2 separate regions of the Homo sapiens genome follow, and region 1 is linked to region 2. A link is a contact called in ENCODE Hi-C or POLR2A ChIA-PET data. All regions are on one chromosome and are shown on one strand. Each heading gives the region's core, a stretch centred on a gene start or an enhancer-like site at or near the end of the contact. The rest is flanking DNA. Distances are from core to core; before and after follow the strand shown.

The links. A loop is a pair of places that touch in the nucleus more often than their neighbours do. ChIA-PET counts read pairs that join two places held with the same protein, here RNA polymerase II (POLR2A). Pooled maps may share reads with other maps.
Region 1: a map of A673 shows a loop between it and region 2 (9-fold over the local background). The contact joins the promoter of NR2F2-AS1 here to the enhancer-like site in region 2. A Hi-C loop is called at or near these places in 11 of 168 maps with a recorded cell type or tissue (A673, GM12878, HepG2 and 8 more), 6 of 37 single-sample maps with no recorded cell type and 17 of 50 pooled maps. POLR2A ChIA-PET finds 5 or more read pairs at or near these places in 3 of 52 experiments (A673, MCF 10A and Panc1).

Annotation. Positions count from the first base shown.
Region 1 is chr15:96,324,251-96,328,437 of GRCh38, reverse strand. NR2F2-AS1 (NR2F2 antisense RNA 1) reads left to right here and starts at 1,320. Exons shown (of 5, transcript NR_125738.1): 1 at 1,320-1,482. It also overlaps a transcript of NR2F2 not described here.
Region 2 is chr15:96,890,991-96,895,364 of GRCh38, reverse strand. No RefSeq gene overlaps it. Among named protein-coding and RNA genes, the nearest start is that of SPATA8, 110 kb to the right of the region's middle. Within about 2 kb of position 1,909, at least 2 of the 41 ENCODE cell types and tissues checked have a DNase peak (open chromatin) inside an H3K27ac peak, as active enhancers do; they include A673, where a contact is called at or near this core.

The DNA.
Region 1 (4,187 bases), core at 71-2,570, 570 kb after region 2:
ATAATTGATTATAGGGAAATCTTCATCTCACCTCCTGAATGAGACTTCCATAGCAGATTACCTTTTACAAACATGGGAAGGAACAATATCGAGGAGGAAGAGCTTCCCCAGTCCACTTAGAGATTTTTGGAATTTGAAGTATGCGTGATGGCCTTAGATTAAAATGGAATAATTTCCCAACCATATCTTAACAAATTGGAGCCTGCTAGGCAAATGATCACAGGGCTGCCATAAAGTCAGGGGTGTTTCACTCTGTATTTTAGGACTCATTCAGTTATGAAATGCTGTTACAAGGGAGAAAAAAAATCACCGTATGAATTATACTTAATTTTAATGCATAGAAGAAGAGACAAGACTACAGACTGAGAAGAAAAAAGGGCAAAAATATTTTTAAATGTCTTCTCCAGAGATGCTCACTTGCTGTGCGTCTAAGGTTAAAAAGCTCTGAGAAGATAAAATCAATATATTATTGTTGTTTTTTAAAAATCCAACTCAGTCTTTTTTTGCAGATGTAAATTTATTATAATGAGAAGAATGGCAAGCTTTAATTTGCCTAGAGAAAGTTGGGACAACATTTGCCCTAATCTAAAAAAGAAAAGAAAGAAACTCAACACCCAGGAATATAATTTTCTTGCAGAAAGTGGCCTGATGGGCTGTATTTCTTTACAGATTGAATCACAATATGAATACAGACCCCAGCAAATGCCGAGTTTAACTCTGAACTCAGTAGAAACCAGTTCCGTCCTCCAGGATTCATTGAATTCCTCCTTTCCCTCAATCTAGTCCGTGTGTGTTTTTCTCTTCCACCACACTGGAGCTCCATGAATAGGGAAAGGGGCTTCCATTGTGTCCCTCTGAACTTCCAAGTCAATGCAATTTTTAACCACTGGCTTGTGGTACTTTGAAAATCACCAGGGGCTGTCAGAGTTAGGTCCTCTGAAAAATTTACAGTGCTAAATCAGAGCATATGCTGGGAGGGAAAAAATTGCTTAAGATTAGAGCAAGTACAGTATCTGTCTGCCCCCTAGTGTAAGAGTCCTCGCTGCCTAAAATTCAACTTTAAAAGAAAAGGAGCTCTTAAAGGGAAACGACTTTGGACTCACGTAGGCATAGGAGAACGAAACTTCTGTACATTTTAATCTGAATAATTCTTCAGGATTTAAAATTAATTGGCTCTGGCTTGGTTGGACCGTACTCGGATCTCGCCACCTCTGCGTTTCCCGAGTCACTGGCGAAGAGGTGATTTTTTTTTTTTTTTGAACTGGGTTTATGTGCGTCCCCCTCACCCCCTCCTCTCTTTTTCTTTCTCTCTGTCTCTGTCGTCTCTCTCGCTGGCTTTTTAAAAATGAGGAACCGCTCCTTGAATGTTCTGGACAGAGCACAGAATTGCTTCTTAAGTCAGCCCGGCGCGGTTGCAATAGACAGCAAAAAGGTAAACGTTTGCCTGAAATCCGCACGCCAGCTCCACCGCCCCGCCCGATGGTGAGTACCCTTCTCGTCGCGATTCTCCTCCTAGCTTAACCGAGCGCTCGCCTACCCGAACCGTGGCCGAGGGCGCCGGGCTAGGCTTTTCTCCCTCCCTGCCTGCCTGGCTGTCAGTTGCACAAGGTTGCAAAATGAAGCGCAGAGGCAAAGCGAACAGTAAATTCTGATACTTAGTGCGAGCCTAGCAGCTCCTTTGCTAGAAAACCGAGTCATCTGCTGCTTGCAAAACCACGCTTTATAGGACTGGTTTTTAGTTTGCTCTGTGGAAGGAAATGAGTTTGAGGAGACAGGACGAGGAGATAGGAGGCTCCGCAGTCTTAACGCTTCGGTTTAATCATATTTTGGCAGCTTTGCAATTGTATTTTCCCCCCTCCCCCTCCACCATCTCTCCTACCACACACATGTAATAAAATATGGCAATGCATTGAATTGACTCTGATCCCCCCTTCCCCGAACCCCTTAAACCACAGTCCTCGGCATTTCATACACGTTAGCAAACCGATATTTTGAAAAGCCCCAAGTCATCCCCAACCCCACACAGCACAAGCAGAAAAGTGAGAAAGGAAAGAGAGAGAGAAAAAATACTGTAAGTAAACATACCAAAACCATATTTGCCTTGTTCAAGGTCCCAAACCGCTTGCATCTTCCTCCTAAACTGGAATAACTCTCCTTTAGTTTGGCGGGTGAAATAAATGCTTTGTTGGCCCCCTGAAAAGATGTGTCTTTGATAATTAAAGAGAATCTCCTCCTCGGTGTTTATCTAAGCGATTGTGCAAACTGATAAAAAGTAGGCACTAGCCTGCAGGGAAAAAGAGGAAAGGTGAAGGGAGAGATCTTCCACCTCAAGGAAGTGCTTCCCCATGTATTAGGCTCTCTCAGCCTTGGAAAACCCTGCACACTAACTTTAGAGAGACAAGGTTTCAGGGAGCTTTGTACATAGCTGCTGAGGAATGCAAGCCTCGCCTTTAAGAAAAAAAACCCCAAACCGTAGGTAGGAGATGTCTGGAGTGATCCTTGTCTCTCATCTCATTCCTTAGAAGGAAGAGTGCGTTGTTACACCTTGTTTGGGGCTGGAAAGACGAGACTTTAAAAACACCCGTCCAATTGAAAAAAATCTCCCAACTTAATGAGTTTAGTCGGAGGCTGGAGCAAACGGCTCAGCCTCAGCAGAAAACCGCCAACAACTATAGGCGATATTGCAAAGCAAGACGACCCAAGGCACAGCCAAATTCCACTGTTTGGGGTCGAGAGAGATGGAGGCTAATCCTAAAGCAAGTTGGGAAAAAACAGAGGTGGAAGAGGAGGGGGAAAAAGCATCAGCCTCGCAGACTGGCAGACAGGCTTCCCTCGTCCTGGATCAAAGATAGAACTTGAGACAAGAGGGCAACATTTTTCCTAGGAATCCTTTGGAATCCTCATTTTCTACTTTTAACTCAAGTCTCCCCAAGTGATTTTTCCCCCTCTCCCCTGTGGATTTCTGCCTCCCCCCTTTCCGGTCCTTATTCTAGAACTTTCCTGAGGAGGAAATCTATTTCTTTTGGGGGGAGGGGTTCCCCATTCCATGCCTTCAGATAATGAATGCTTCATTCACCCCCTCCCTTTCTCTACTCCCCAAAACGAATAAAGGAAGCAAGAATACGGTAACTAGTGAAAATTGAATATAAACTATGCTGCCTCTCACAGTTTAATACTGTCTTAACTAATGGATTTTTGTTTTGTTTTGTTTTAAGAGAAGAATAATGGGGAAACACGGATCTTTTATTTTAGGAAACTGTTATGGTAAGATGTATGTCAGACTTGACAAATGGAACTAACGCTCTTCGGCTGCTTCTTGTCCTTGTCTTAAACAGGAATTAAGTTAAACACAGTGCTGAATGTTAATTACATGTTTACTGGCTAATGAAAATTACAAATGGTTTTGCCACCTCAAACAATGATGAAAACTCTGAAGACACTGTAATTATATACTTTGAGCAAAATAACTCAGAATATTGATCATAAGAAGTGTAAATCTTTTTTAACTATTCATTAATACCATAAATATGGGCTACAGAAGTTTTTCCTTGCGGTTTGTCTCATCAGTTATACTGAGTGGATGGATGGTGAGGCTCCTCTGGGGAGGAGGTGAACTCATTCTCTTAGTAGAAGGAGGCCACTTGTGTAACTCGGGGGTGCCCCCTCCCTTTCGCCCCCGCCCCCTTCATCCCCAGCCGAAGGTCGAGGAATAGTTGAACAGGAAGGCTGGACTCAGGGCAGGTGAAGATGATCACAGCCTGGCCTTTTCTCTCCCCTCCCTGCCCATCTCATTCCTCTCCCTTCTCCCTTTCCTGCCAGTTCTGATAGATGACTGCCTTCCCCAGCTCGGGCACCAGTGGGATAACCTGGCATTCGGGGGTTCCTAATGGAGGACCAGTTAGACCAAGAAACTCACCCCCACCCACAACCCAGCCGTGGAGCCCTGACAACTTCAATTCCCTCCTTCAGAGATGGCTCAGGCAGTTCATTGCAAAAGAAGAAGAAAAAAAAGTTAGGGATGGAGGTTGCTATTGGGTAAGGTGGCTCAGGCGGCTGAACCAGAACTGGTTTCCCTGGGTTTGGGAGCAGAAAAAATTTTTTGTTGTGGTTTTCTTTTAACTTTGGCCAAAGTTGTAGTGCTGGCAGCCACTCGGATCTAGGAGGTCAAAGGTGAGGGCTGCACTAAC
Region 2 (4,374 bases), core at 660-3,159:
TTAGAAATTATGCCTCTATGAATCTAACAGTTTTACAATTGGAATTTAGAGACAGGAGATAAGTATTAAACTAAATTTTGAGCATATTTTTCTTCTATTACATTCCCTATATAAATATGTATAAAAGCATACATTTCTATAAGCTGTCTTATCAATTATTTTCCTATTTTGCATAACACTTGTTGTCACTGAGACTTTAAATAGAAAATATATAATGCAAAGTTTAAGTAGTCCTCAGAAAGAAAATGCCTTGCTTCACAGTCTGAGGAAAGAATTTAGGTTTTCAATCTGTAGATTGTGAAATTTAAAAACTACTTAAACACTTTACTGAAGAAAAGACTCCCTTTTAATAAAAAAGTCACCACATCAAGAAAAATTAGCAATCTTAAACATGCGATCTTTTATGAGTCTCTTTTGAAAAATATACAACTTGCCAAAAAAAATTACAAAGATGATTGTCTATGTTTAAACAAAGCAGTAAAGGCCATTCAACCTCCCATTCACACATAAATGCATTTTCTTTTCAAAGGATATTTACCCTTTAAGGGGACATTTTTAACCTTGTGACACCATAAAATTCCATGCATGCAAAGTTATTTGTTTTTATTTTTCTGACATTCATTCTTGACCAGATATTTTCCATGGGCTTTCTCATGTTACTCAACTAGAGGCATAATTTTAATAGTTTATTTTAATACCTTGATTAATAGGAGCAATCTGTTTAAAAATAGTATTAGTGTTGGCATTTCGTAATGAATTGCAGAAGCTGAGCAGACATGCTCTTTTGTGCCTTTTTCAATTTCCTTTGAAAATGTGTTGAACTCCTCAGTATTTGTTCAAACCTACCAAGTTTTAACATGAACTAAGCATTAAATGGATTTGGAATCTGAGAAGGGTGTTCGCCTACAATGTAGCGATATGGGGAGAAAAGGTTTGGGTTGAGACCGGCGACTTTCAGAATTATAAGTGCTGGCAAGTAAGAACCACAGCCCGGCAATTTTGGAGGCCCCCAGCATAGCCACTGCTGCTAACCAACCAATTTTAAAAGACCAAAGACTAGGTTTTCTCCCAAAGTGACAGTAGTTGCAAATTTGCCATCTAACTCACAGTGGCACTAGCCCAATCGAGGCAATTTCCTGAGAACTTATGATAATATGTCCCTGTTACACAAGACCTAAAAGATTTTTAATGGCCTGTTCCTACAAAACTAAAATAAAAATGGCTGGCCTGTACAATAAAATATTTCACTGGAAATGAAACATAAACAAATGCACTAGTACTCCATTTTGAAAAGAACTTTGTAAACTTATTGTTTAAAATTATGAAATATGTTCAAATTTACAACAATAAAACTCTAGGAAAAACAGTGATGCAAATGTTTAACATGAGATTCATACAATTTGCTTTACCCTATCTTGTAAATAGCTAGACCGATAGCATCTAAATACCAAGGATGAAAAAGAAAAGGTATATGTGTGTTTTTTGTGGGGGTGGTGGGGGGCGATGTACATCCTAGAACAAGGACATCTCAGAGGCTTTGGAAATCTGAAAGAATGCATTCACTCTTCAACAATCCAATGACAATTAATATTTGTGAAATATAGTCTTGAAAGCAATTTTGTTCATTGTTTTTGTGAAACTGACAGAATAACTTATTCTAAGTCATGTTCTAAGTGGCACTTATAAAAAACACTGAGACGTGGCACTGTTTGTGACATATTGAGGGTCAATTGTGTGAAGAACCAAGGCAACAAACCCATCAAAAAGCAGTAAATGGAGGTCTTTGTCTTTAAGTTATGAAGAATGTGTATGTATTTGATCCTGCCAGCCAGCAGTCCTGCAGCTTTCTGGGCATAAGACAGATGGCAGTGCAACCAAGCTAGAATTCAGACCTTCCTTCTTTCCCTCTGGGTCTAACTCCTATTATCCACTTGTAAATTAACCTGTCAATTTATCAATCAACACCATCTTGATTCTCCCGTTCCACAGCCCAGCCTTGCAGTGAATTTGCCTCGTAAATAACTGGGAGCCCCGTGTTTGTTAGTATTGTGAATGAGTTTATTATCACTTTGATGGCTGCTATGAATCACAAATGCTGCTGAGAGGCTGATAAGAAAAAAGTACATGCACACATTAACAGGGTTGAAACTATTTTAGAGATAAAAGATGGAGTAACTGTGATAGCAAATCATTTAAATTGAAAAAAATGACTAAAAATTGTGTGTGTGTGTGTGTGTGTGTGTGTGTGTGTGTGTGTGTGTGTTGGACAACCCCCTACTTATAGTCAAAGAGAGAGAGAAATGAATCAACTTTCTTGTGTACTGTTCAAAAAAAGTATCTGCAAGACGACATTAGTAGGCAGTAATAGCTCTTGGGTCTTGCAGGATAACTGTTTTATTTAATAGTTTAGGTTCAAACTTCAGGAAACACCCCGCTCTGTTCTAACAGACCAGTTGGCCAGGTTTACGTGTAGGTGTTGCATGGGAACTTGAAAAAGAAGGGAAAAAAATCCAAATTGTATACTTTATTAGAATAATATACGAAAGTATAGCAATATCTATTAAGTTAAATGAGGCAGTTTGATAAGCTTAACACATTAATAAACAATTAACATTAAAGTGCTAATTAAATTCTTTCCCCTGTGTCAGTGAAATAGTTATGTATTTGACATGTAAAATTAAATTTAAGTGATTTTTAAGTTAGAAATTCTTCAACAAATGCTGCACATATGAAAAATTTACCTTTAATTACAAAATTATATGTTGTCTTCAGTTTCCAATGTCAGATTTTTCTCAGCATGATTATTCTTTTACATTTTAAAATATCATATGAATACAAATCAGCGTTTTTAAAGAATACATAGCATTACATTCTGAGGATTAGGACCCATGCTATTAACTCAGAATTACTTTGAAGGATTACTTTAAATATACTATATTTAGGACTACTTTAAAACTATATGTTTAATCAGGTACGTATTTTTCATTTAAAGCAACGTTCACAGTTTGTAGTGAGTAAATATAAAAATAAGACTTAACTTTTCAGGTTCTGGCACATATGTTTTTCTTTAAAAATTGCATTCTATATTCCATTAACTGGGTATTTCATTTTTAATCACAATTGAGATATTTCTTTCAATATTTTCAACTTAATGTACGTAAGTCTTTTGTTGGAAAAGTGTCTGTAAATGAATCCTAAATACAAGCAATCACATTATTTATTAAAGAAAATAGAAAGTTACATGTAATATACTTATGATGTCTTTTCAATATGCAAAATATATATCATTTGTAGGTGATTTTAAAACAAAAAAAAATTCCTGATAGTGTTATTTAAGCAGATCATCATGAAAAATATTGCAAGGCATGACATACGGTTAAAGTTCTCAAACTTGTAAGTCAGAAATAAACTATTAGTTGTCACATGGGAAATACTTTGGCACAATTAAGACACTGCATTAAAAGGGAATATTCCCTGAACATTATTATACCCAATATGTCAACAGTAGAAATGTGATAAAAAATGAAACTATTTGTTAGAATGCAATTTAGAAAACCTGATAGGTTGTCCATTTTATTCAGTTTATAATTAAGATAGTGTTTAAATCTGAAATGAATTCTATATATGCATGTTCAATAGACTATAGCACAACAATAAGAATGGAATCACATCTCATTTTATCGTAAATTGTGTAATAAGCGATAAGGTAAAAACTAGGGCTAAAATCCTTCCAGCAAAAATGAAACAGAGCGACCTCAATTGCCCTAATTCATTCTGCTTTTTTCCTTTTTTTTTTTTTTTTTAAGTCTCTTCATTTTCCCTCTGTTCACGTTATTAGCTTACACATGAGTGCGTTATTAGAAAATAACAAAGCCAAACAGGGGGACTTCGAAGGAGCGGGAGATAGGTTCCTTCTACAGCTGAAAGGTATTCTCATTTCATTTGTTAGGAGTTGCAAAAATAGTTTTATAGCCAGGGAGGGACAATGACCTTTCTCTTTCAACAAGCTTGGTGGTTGGTCTTTTGATGGAAAAACTAGGGGATACAACATCTGGTAATTTGTGTTACTGAGCTTAGCTGAGGTCTTAACGATGTAAGCAGATTATTCTTGAAGAAGAACAAAAAAAATTCCGGAAGACTCAATGGACTATTTAAAGTTATTAAGCAGTGCATTCTAGCACTTCAGATCTCTTTTCTGATTCATTTTCCCTTTAATGCTATGCCTTCGAAGCAATTTTTTTTTTTAGGTCTCCCTCCTTCCAATTCCAGTTGACTTTTTTGGTGGTCCACAGCTGTTTTGTCATTCATACCGGCCTCCTTTTTTCCATCACAGCAGAAATGATTACTTTGCTGATTAAATTTTCTCCTTCAGAA